Linked DNA regions of Homo sapiens: region 1 is linked to region 2. Evidence: read pairs that join two places in POLR2A ChIA-PET (ENCODE). Cell type or tissue: Panc1. All regions are shown on one strand. Links, peaks and the distances in the headings refer to the core of each region. The heading gives the core; the rest is flanking DNA. Region 1 overlaps AFG2A (AAA ATPase AFG2A). Region 2 has its middle 14 kb from the start of SPRY1.

What was found. ChIA-PET counts read pairs that join two places held together with the same protein. Peaks named below come from ENCODE experiments on the same cell type or tissue, not always from the same donor. Only the 100,000 strongest peaks of a DNase experiment are listed, where the experiment ranks them.
Region 1: POLR2A ChIA-PET joins it to region 2 with 6 read pairs; 1 of 35 experiments calls an interaction of 5 or more read pairs at or near these places.

The regions. Positions count from the first base shown.
Region 1 is chr4:123,109,904-123,115,282 of GRCh38, reverse strand. All of the region lies in intron 14 of AFG2A (AAA ATPase AFG2A), which reads right to left. Among named protein-coding and RNA genes, the nearest start is that of AFG2A, 190 kb to the right of the region's middle. In Panc1, for the core only: no CTCF peak of the experiment used is centred there; no DNase peak of the experiment used is centred there; H3K27ac peaks cover 2,690 bases.
Region 2 is chr4:123,408,242-123,413,620 of GRCh38, reverse strand. No RefSeq gene overlaps it. Among named protein-coding and RNA genes, the nearest start is that of SPRY1, 14 kb to the right of the region's middle. In Panc1, for the core only: no CTCF peak of the experiment used is centred there; no DNase peak of the experiment used is centred there; H3K4me3 peaks cover 584 bases; H3K27ac peaks cover 5,000 bases.

The DNA of each region.
Region 1 (5,379 bases), core at 82-5,081, 300 kb after region 2:
AACTGGGTTTGGGGCCCGCGATCTGCCCCAGAGGTGCCCCCCGGCAGGGTCTCAAGCTGTGCGAGGAGGAGCCCCAGGCTGCCACCGAGAGCCGGGTCCACAGGGGGAACTTGCGGCAATGTCATCCTTGCCTTGGACGGCAGCCCAGCCCAGCGATGGCCTGGAGCCCTGCTCCAGGCTGCAAGGAGGCAGACAGGATAGCAGAAGCAACTGTGAGAGCAGCAGTGGCAACAGTCTCCTGTGTCCCATGTCCTCAAGGTGGACTGTGCCACCTCCACCCTCGCACAGGTAGCAGGACCTGCTACTAAGTTCGGAGCCGCCATTGCAGCCTCAACCTCGCGCCCCACCATGTCTTGAAAGCCCACAAGCACCTGGCCAAAGGTGCTGCCACTGGGACTCACAGGACTAGCCCTGGGAGCATCGGGTTTGTTTGTGCTGGGTTGGCCAGGGCCACTATGCCACCTGCACCTCACCTGCCACCACTGTGGGAGATGCAGAGAAGGCAGCACAGTCAATGCTGCACACTCTGCAGAGCCAGGGACTGGCGGGAGCTCTGCCCCTTATGAGTTGGTAGGGTGAGAGCTCCCCAGGCACAGCTGCAGCTGCCTGGGTTGTGGCTGTGGGCCTGGGTCTCCTGGTGCTCTCGAGTACCCAGGTGGGTCCCCCATCATCAGCAGACTCAGGGGTATCTGCTCCCATTGCCTGGCCTCTTCCTGGTCCCAGCGTTGTTGTGGCCCAGCCAGGTGTGTGCTGCTCCAGGCAGCACTGACACACCAGCCTCCTGCCACCTTGGCCCTTCTGGACTATGGATGCCAAGTAGGAGAGGGAGGCCAAGATGGAGCTGAATGAGGCTCTGGGCTGGCCTGTGGGTGCTCCTTGGCACGGGTGTGAGCAGCCTGGGTGTGATGGGCAGCAGCAGGATGCAGACAGGTTCCTGGGTGGGAAGGGGCAGGGCAGGTCCCTGGTGAGGCCTCATCTTCAGAACAGGGCAGGCCTGAAGGCTGGGGGCCAGGCTGCCAGCCCTGCGGACCAGAGTGGGGACTTGTGGTGCCTTTACCGCAGGCCCATGGACCAATCGGCATGCACTTCCTCCCCTCTGAGGCTCATAAAAGCCCTGGACTCAGCCAGAGCAGAGCAGAGCCAGTGGAGGGACCGACTGCAGAGAGGAGCTACCCTCTCTGCTGAGAGCTGCTGAGGTCAGGATGATCAACATCAGAGAGGAGTCTACCCTCTTCAGGGCCTCCTCTCTGCTAAGAGCTGCAGACAACAGGATGACCAGCAGCAGAGAGGAGCTACCCTCTCTGCTAAGAGCTGAACATTCGTCGGGACAACCTGCCTGCAGAGAGGAGCCACCCACTCCAGGCCTCCTCTCTGCTGAGAGCTCAACACTCAACGAGATGACCTGCCTACAGAAAGGAGCTACTCACTGCAGGCCTCTTCTGAGCTTTTCTAACTCAATAAAGCTCCTCTTTGTCTTGCTCACCCTCCACTTGTCTATGTACCTCATTCTTCCTAGATGCAGGACAAGAACTCAGGCAAAGGCGCCACTGGCCACAGAGGTTGCTGGTCAGAAAAGCAACAGCCCAAAGATCCCATAACAAAATCAGGCCCAACCTTGGGGAAGGGCTGCAAGAATTTACATATGAAAACTGAAAATAAAATCCAAGTCATCTGTATTCCTTTAATTACTGACAATCTTGTTTGATTAATCAGCACAATCACTCTTGCTAAAGGTTGATTTGGTGAGGATTTTGTAACTATTTACAGCCAGATTTTTTTTTTTAATATTAACTGGATATGACGCTGCAGCATACTGAAAGTTATCGCAAATGCAGGAGGAAGCTTTAATCCCTGTAGAGATCGTCTGGGTAAGTGAGCAAAGGCTCTGACAGTACAGATAATACAATTCAGTTCCAGGCCAAAAAGCTGTATTTGTTTTTGTTGTTTTTCTCCTATCCTATTAGCAGCCTGTCTCCATGGATTTGTCTGGGAAAATAAACAGTAAAGCAAGCAGCCCTCTCCATCCATTAACTCATCCTCCTAGCAAAGATCCCAAGCAAAGCTTTTGGAAAGATCATCTTTTTAAATGCACATGTGTATATTAAGTCAAACTCAAAACCAATGAAAATAAACACAAGAAAATGCACACACAGAAAAATAAGTATTTATACAGACCCTTAATTCCTTGAATCCAAACACATTGGAGAAAAAAAGCCAATGATACTCATCAAATATTTATAAACATATGAAACAGGAAATATAAATATATGAATGACTCCACACTAACCTCTATTAATTAAATTACACTAGATTAGTTATAAACCAGATTTAACTACTAATGGTCATCTTAAGTATAAGCCTTTAAAATCTAATGTTCAAATTGCCCTCCAAATCCAAGAAATAAAAATCTTCAGATTTTATATAGATATTTACTTCATCAAAAGTAAACAGCAAACTCATTTTGGAAAAAAATCAAAATATCAAGAAAAGAAAGCACATAGGAAAAATCTAAACAGAGCTTCTGTGCCTGTGGATACTTTTGGAAGAAGCTTTTATGGTCTGGAAACAGAAAAAAAAAATGTCAATGCTAATGGGAATCAGATATAAAAAAAATTCATTATCCTGTATTTAAGTTTCTACCTTCTACAGTATGTACTTTTAGCCAACCATTCAGACAAAATGATTCCATATCACTATTCTCTCTGATGGAAGAGAAACTGATATGTGAAAGAAGGAAGCAGTTAAGTTTTAAAAGACTCAAATGTGATATGTTAAAAATACTGACTATAAAAGAAATCACATCCTTAAATCAAGAACCATTTTGGTAGCATTTCTGCTTGAGATAGAGAATGCTAATGTCACAGACTCTAACATGTAACTCAAAAGAAGACTGCATCCCTGCTTGAATTTTAATCCCAAGAATCTGAGGATCACATAAAACAAACAAAAATTAACAATTTAACTCAATTATTTTTGTTTTTCTTTATCTCCTTATTTGTCTTTATGAGGACACTATAACTTCTTTTTGACAATTATAGAAAGGAGCAACACCAATATTAAGCTATCTTTTAATTTAACATTTCCAAAATCAAGGAAGAGTAGTTTCCACTCAAAGGGAGACTCTAAAAGATTTTGGAGTCCAGAGTTCTGAATGTATGCATTCATTCAGTCAGCCAGCCATTCATTCACTCAATAGATAATAATTTAAAGCAATTTTATTATTAATAGTGTTCATAAAGTTCTTCTAAAATAGTAAGTATAGCTGGGTGCGGTGGCTCACACCTGTAATCCCAGCACTTTGGGAGGCTGAGGCAGGCGGATCACCTGAGGTCAGGAGTTCAAGACCAGCCTGGCCAACATGGTGAAACCCTGTCTTCACAAAAATACAAAAATTGGCACATGCCTGTAATCCCAGCTACTCAGAAGGCTGAGGCAGAAGAATGACTTGAACCCAGAAGGCAGAAGTTGCAATGAGCAGAGATCATGCCATTGCACCCCATCCTGGGCGACAGGGTGAGTCTCTGTCTCAAAATAATAATAATAATAATAAGAAGAAGAAGAAGAAGAAGAAGAAGTATAATACAAAACTAATACTTGTATAATATTAAAGTATGAATGAAACATCTTCACTATATTACCATAACTGACCTTTTACTCTTTCCTGGCTATCTATATTTGATCTACTATTAAAGGGAAAAAAATAAATTCATGATAAGACATAGAAAGGGAGGCATTTGATGAAGTGACAAAACTTAAGTATAATACAAAACTTGAATCTCTCAATTTTTCCAAACAAGCTCTTTTTCATAGGCTACCATAAGACTTTAATATACAAACTTTATCAGAAATGCCAATATCTTCATTGCTCTGTGGTTTCTGTCTTTCATCAAAGAAAGGCTTAATGAATCATGTTCATCATTCTATTAAATGTAAAATACGAGGGGTGTCCAAAAATATATGGGTCTATGCTACTCAGAAAATATAAAACTCTATGCTAAGTCAGAATACAAGTGTTCATAGGTCTCATATGCTCAAACCAATTTGTACAATCAATTTTCACAGCTATATAAGGCCAAATACATGTTATGAAGATGTGAAAGGTAAAATGAAAAAAAAATACAGGTTGGCTTAAAATTAGAAGCAATGGCTTCAACTTCAAAATGAAAACAGGTAGGCATTTATTACTCCACGGAATCAGCAAGCCATCTCCTTTTGTGTAACATTCTTCTCAGGTTATTCAGAAGCATACTATGTTATGAAAATTTAAATTTTAAATGTCTAGAGTATAAGTTTTCTAACACATAAAATTTTTAAATAAAGTATGGATAAAAAGTATAGTCATCTGATGACACATCATGACAATACTGGAGAAAAATGACATGCTACGGGATAAAGAATAAGGTATCTGGGGAGACAGAAAGTCCTGCCTTACAATACTGCCTTCATTACTTACTAGTTCCTGAATCATGGCAAGCTATTTAATCTCTTTGAGCAGTAATTTTCTCATCTTCAAAATGTAAACAGAGGTACTACTTTGCAGGGTTGTCAGGAGAGTTACAGATTATGTACATAAAGCACGGTGTGCTGTGCCTGGTATAGTGCATGTGCTCAAATAAAAGTGGTAATAATTGTTATTATCTTAGAGTAATATTTCTGGGTTTTTCTGATTTCCCTTTATGTATTCAATTTTGTATTTTATTTTTTACTTCAAATATAATACCTAACAAAATAAACTTGTAATAAAATGCATAAAAGCAAATATTAATTTTCTGTAGATATACCTATAAAATTCAGTATATACATGATAGTTTTGCTTGGATTACATTTTTACTTCTTTGTTTTCCATGAAGAAAATCCTTGCTGCTTACGAGAACATTTGGCTTTTCTCACTGTCTGCCAGAATACAGGTTTAGGTCACAAATGTGAATGTGAAATATCAACTCATGGAAACTTGGCTGCAGAATACTGTTCTCCTTACCAATTTTGCAACTATGTAAGCAGGGCAATCAACTATCACCAAAACACAGTCATGAATATAACTGGAAGGAAGAGAACTTTTATGAGAAATTATTCTTAATTACTTAATGGTGATTAAACTCTCAGCATTACTTCCTCAAGGCCATCAGAGTAGTTAACATGAGCTTTAATCTTAGTGTTCGTTTTGCTATTCAGTAAATATATTACTGAACTACCTTCTACTAAACACATATCACCCCCAAGAAAAAACTACATGTAGCTAAAGTGAGAAGTTAAAAACAGAAAATACTAACTTTCTCAATGAAGAACAGAGAAAACAAATTAAAAGATATACAATTTAGCTCAGCAAATTATTTGCATTTTGAATTAGCAAAATATAGCCAGCAAGTGAAAAGCTGATGC
Region 2 (5,379 bases), core at 178-5,177:
GCTGAGGTGAAAGAATGAAAAATTTAGTTTCTGTTTGATTTACAAAGCCTTTGCTTCTTTCCTGTCTTCTTGCTTCCTGCCTTCTGTCCACTTCATTACTCATTAACCATTCCAGGAGAGATGGGGGTTGGGGGGTTGGGGGCGGGGAGAGACTCTTAAATCTGCACAATTAGTAGAATGTTGAGTGGGGAAAATTTTGATCTCCTTCTATATTTCATTTACACAAATGTCTCTGCCTTCCATTACCAGAGATGAGTTAACCCGGTACCAAATGGCCAAGACTTCTCCTCCCCCACCTTCTACAACCAATCAGATCAAGCTCACAACCTCCTTTCAGCCTCTACTGTCCCTGTCACATTAATCACCTTGGCTCCTATATTATTTATCCAGCTGGTCTCCCTCTTGCCCCCCAGTCCATCAGCAGCATGCAGTGTTGCCTAAGTATCCTTCTGAAACTCTAATCTGTTCATGCCATTCTCCTTATTATCATCTGTCAATGACTATCACCCACAGGATAGAGCCTAAACTTTTAAACATGACATTTCCACTTTCCATGACTGGCTCCTCTTTTCCCCACAGGCATCTTACACTCCAAACATACTAAATTACTTGCAATGTTCTCATCATGCCATGATCATTCCCACTTAACATGCCTTTGGACTTTTCCAAAATGCTTTTCTCTCCCTTGTCTACTTGACTCATTACTACTCATCTTTCAAGGCTTTTTTTATGAAGGCTTCTCTGATTTACAAAGACAGATTTGGCTGCCTCCTCCCAGAGTGTTTCCATGGCCCCATTTACCGCCAGTGATAGCATCATTCACATTGCTAAAAAGTTACGAATTACTATTCAAAGATACAGTTGTTAAATTGATGAATGCATAGTTGACAAAGCCAAGTTCTTATTTTCTCTCAAAAATTGCCAATATTGTAGACATTAGAAATGGTATCAAAAGACCCTGCAAACATTAATCTCAGCATTTTTCCTTATTCTGAAGCTTTTAATAAATCTACAAAGTTGATCAACAACAAATATTTACTGAGCTCTTCCTCTGTTGTATAATCACGATTCCAGGTACTAGATAGCAAAATGTTAAAACCGATAAATGTTGGTTTCATCCTTTTTTGTCTTCCCTAATTGAATTGTTTCTGGTACTAAAGGGTAAAACCTAAAAAGGCAGACACAAAGGGGAAATTATAGGCAATTCAAAGAACAGGTTTACAAACCACAAAGTGACAAGTTAAAGTTTCACATGCTCTGTAAATAACTCTGACACCAACAGTTTTCTTTATAAAGATAGGCCTCTCTACATTTAGAGTAATAGACAGATTCTGGGTGGCCCAGAAGAATAAAATGTACTTCTGTGAGGGAATCAAATTTACTCACAGCTTCCACTGCAAATCTGCAACGTGCAAACTCTGTGAAGCAGGCAAGACTAAGATCTTGGACTGAATCTCTTTGCTTCCTCAAGTGCCTCTGAAGTGCACAAAAGCTGAAAGAAGGGAATGTGGAAAGCAGAAGGTCTTTTGGCTGTGTGTATTATTTTGACTGAATTGACAGGTCAATCTATTTCATGTAGATATTTTCTTTATTCAGTAACAGATTTTGTTAACAGATCGTTTGTGCTATAAATGGAGCACATCCGTTACAATAAATTCTACTCCACTAGTTCATTTCTTATTAAAATTATCCTTATTAAGAAATCCTACATTTTTATCAGCTCTTGTAATCCATTAGTTTAGAAATAAGTTAGAGCACCTAAAAATATTCCTCCCAAACATAAACAGCTTCTAGATATTTTTTTCTCCACCTATCATTCTAGCATTTTTTTTTTCTTTCTGAGACAGGGTCTTGCTCTGTCACTTGGGCTGGAGTGCAGTTGTGGGAACATGGCTCACCACAGCCTCAACCTCCTGGGCTCAAAGGGATCCTCCCACCTCAGCCTCCTGAGTAGCAGGGACTATAGGCACAAGCCCCCAGGCCTGGCTAATTTTTTGTAGATGTTTTGGCCAATGAACGTTTTTCACTATTTTTTTTTTTTTTTTTGGAAGACAGAGTCTCACTCTGTCGCCCACGGTGGAGTGCAGTAGCACGATCTCGGCTCACTGCAACCTCTGCCTCCCAGGTTCAAGCAATTCTCTGCCTCAGCCTCCCAAGTAGCTGGGATTACAGGCACCCACCATCATGCTCAGCTAATTTTTGTATTTTTAGTAGAGACGGGGGTTTCACCATGTTGGCCAGGCTGGTCTTGAACTCCTGACCTCGTGATCCACCCACCTCAGCCTCCCAAAGTGCTGGGATTACAGGCGTGAGCCACTGCACCTGGCTGTTTTTCACATTTTATGTAGACATTTATTTTCACATGTATCTTGACATTCCCTGCAGCTCATTGTGGGGGGCAATTAAGGCAGAGAATAAGTGTTACCTGCGGCCAATAAGAAATAATGAATTTCTGGCCAGGCGCGGTGGCTCACGCCTGTAATCCCAACACTTTGGGAGGCTGAAGCAGGTGGATCATCTGAGGTCAGGAGTTCAAGACCAGCCTGGCCAACATGGTGAAACTCTGTCTCTACCAGAAATACAAAAGTTACCCAGGCATGGTGGTGGGCACCTGTAATCCCAGCTACTCAGGAGGCTAAGGCAGGAGAATCTCTTGAACCCTGGAGGCTGCAGTGGGCTGAGATCGCACCACTGCACTCCAGCATGGGCAACGGAGCAAGGCTCCATTTCAAAAAAAAAAAAAAAGAAAGAAATGATGAATTTCTTTTAGGGGCCTTCCAATTTGCCCAGGCTGGTCTCAAACTCCTGAGCTCAAGAGATGTTCCCAAAGTGTTGGGATTACAGACCACCGCCCAGCCAACTTCCAATATTTTAATACCTAAATTAACAACTCTTCTAACACATTGGCCTCCATTTTCTCCTTATCTTCATCCTTAGTTCCATATATCTCTAACTCTTATCACCTGAGCTACCTGTTAGCACAGAGAAACTCCAGGTTTCCTCAGCATTTAAAAATGGCCTGCCTGGCCAGGTGTAGCGGTTTATGCCTGTAATCCCAGCACTTTGGGAAGCTGAGGCAGGAGGATTGGGACCAGCCTGGGCAACATCATGACGCCCTGTCTCTAAAAAAAAAAAAAAAAAAAGTTTTGTTTTTTTGTTTTTTTTAATTAGCTGGGTGTCGTGCTGCATGCCTGTTGTCCCAGCTACTCAGGAGGTTGAGGTGAGAGGGTCATTTGAGCCCAGGAGTTTGAGGTTGCAGTGAGCTATGACTGCACCACAGCACTCCAGCCCTGGCAAAACAGCGAGACCCTGTCCCAAAACAAAAAGGCCCACCTTCTAGGGTCTTGACTTGGAACTGCTCCTATGTCCTCAGCTGTCCTCAGTTTTCCTATTGCCTTGCTCTCAGTAAACCTGTATCTCACCCTCGTTGAGATACAGTTTTTTCTGGCTAGCCATTTTAGCAAACACTCAGGCTACTGCCCTAAAATCCCTGAGCTCTGTGAAATTCACCATTTCTTACTGGCCCCAGGTAATAGTTATTCTCTGCCTTAATTGCTCCCCACAACCAGCTGCAGACAATATCTAGATAAAATCTGAAAATTGGCTCCTAAAACATTCCCTGTCTCATGTGAGCTTGAGCTCTCACTATTCTTCACTTCACCTGCTTTGGTCTGTTGACTGAGCCATGAGCAGTCCCCATCTCTAGCCATTCTAGACCTCTGCCCTCAAGAACCAATTTGGGTCTGTCATGTGTCTTAACTATCAGTAGAAGACCATCCTTCTATTTACCAAAAACAGGCTGTGTTTTGACAATTTCCTCCTCTCTCTTAAAATTCTATTACATCTGTTTCTTCCCTCTTATTTTTTCCTTTACTCTGGGAGAAGAACTGTCTTGCCAAGGTTAAAGTTCCCCTTTGTGTTTTCTCTTCCATCTCCTCCTCCCTCTTCCAGGATTGTGACCCTCCCGCTCTTCCCTCTTCTCCCTTTCAACTGCCCATGCTGTCTTTCTGCAAAAAGGCTCAAGTTTCTGTTATTCTAAAAATACTCTCAGCTGTTTACCTGCCTCTAGTTACTTTCCCATCATCTCAAAATGTCTAGAGTGAACAGCCTGAAACTGTTACCCTGCATATCCTTACTTCCCACTCATTTCCTAATCCCATGCAATCTGGTTTTCATTACAACTTCACCTAAATACCACTCACTAAATTTAGTTGGGAGTTTCTGCAGCTTTTGACATTCGATTACTAATTTCCACCTTAGAAGTCTTCTCCTTTAGATTCTAAAACATACCAATCTCTTGGTGCCTATGCTTCTTCGACCATCTCTCTTACTGATTGGCTCTATATCCTCTCTCTGCTCCCTAAATGTAGGTATGTTCCTCAAGGTTTGTCTCTAGCCTGCTTTTAATTCCATTGTTTTCCTTTGGGATCTACACTGTGGACCTCCTATCACTTGTATGTGAATGATGGGCCGTCACTAACCTCTCTTAAACTCTAGACTTTTTTTCATAATTATCTGTTTATCCCAATAGAACTAATAACATTTCCTACCCCACATACCCCAAACAAATCCCACTCATTTAATGGAACTGTCATTTTCCCATTTGCCTAAATCCAAAAGCTCAGTATCAATTCTTTCCTCCAACTGAAATCCACATACAAATAACCGCAAAGTCCCATAGATTCCCCATGGACCATAGTTCTCTCATTCACACCCCGCCCCCTTTCCCTTCCTACTAACCTACAAGCTGTGTCAGGACCATAATACCTATGGCTTTCTTTTTCTAAATTGGCCTTCCTATCTTAATCTCTGCTATTTTAATCTCCCACAATTCCCCTATACATACCTATGATCTAACTCAGAGGGTTTCGACTAGCTGTAGAATCATCTGGGGTGCTTTTAAAACAAAGGAAAGCCAAGGCCCACTCTCAGAGATTCTGATTTAACTAGCTTAAGGCGGGGTCTAGGCACAGACTTTTGTTCATTGCTGAGGGTGGTGTCTTTTGCTCTCAGCTGCTTTTAATGTGCGGCTAAGGCTGAGAACCACTGCTAGCCAAACTGGAACTGAGTTTTCTCAGACTTGCATCTTGTTTGCTTTGTCTGGCTCCCTCCTCATGGCACTTATTTCTCTGCAATGGACTATCATTAATCCATTGTGCTTTAACAAATGTGTTCAATTTTATAACACAAATAATCTGAAATTTTGTTCAACCTCCACTCCCCTTAATCAACGTCTCTTTCCTTCCTTCCAGCCATTTACCACGTGTACAAATGCAGCAAGTAGTTTTTATTTTTATTTTATTTATTTATTTTTTTGAGATGGACTCTCGTTCTGTTGCCCCGGCTGGAGTGCAGTGGCATGATCTCGGCTCACTGCAA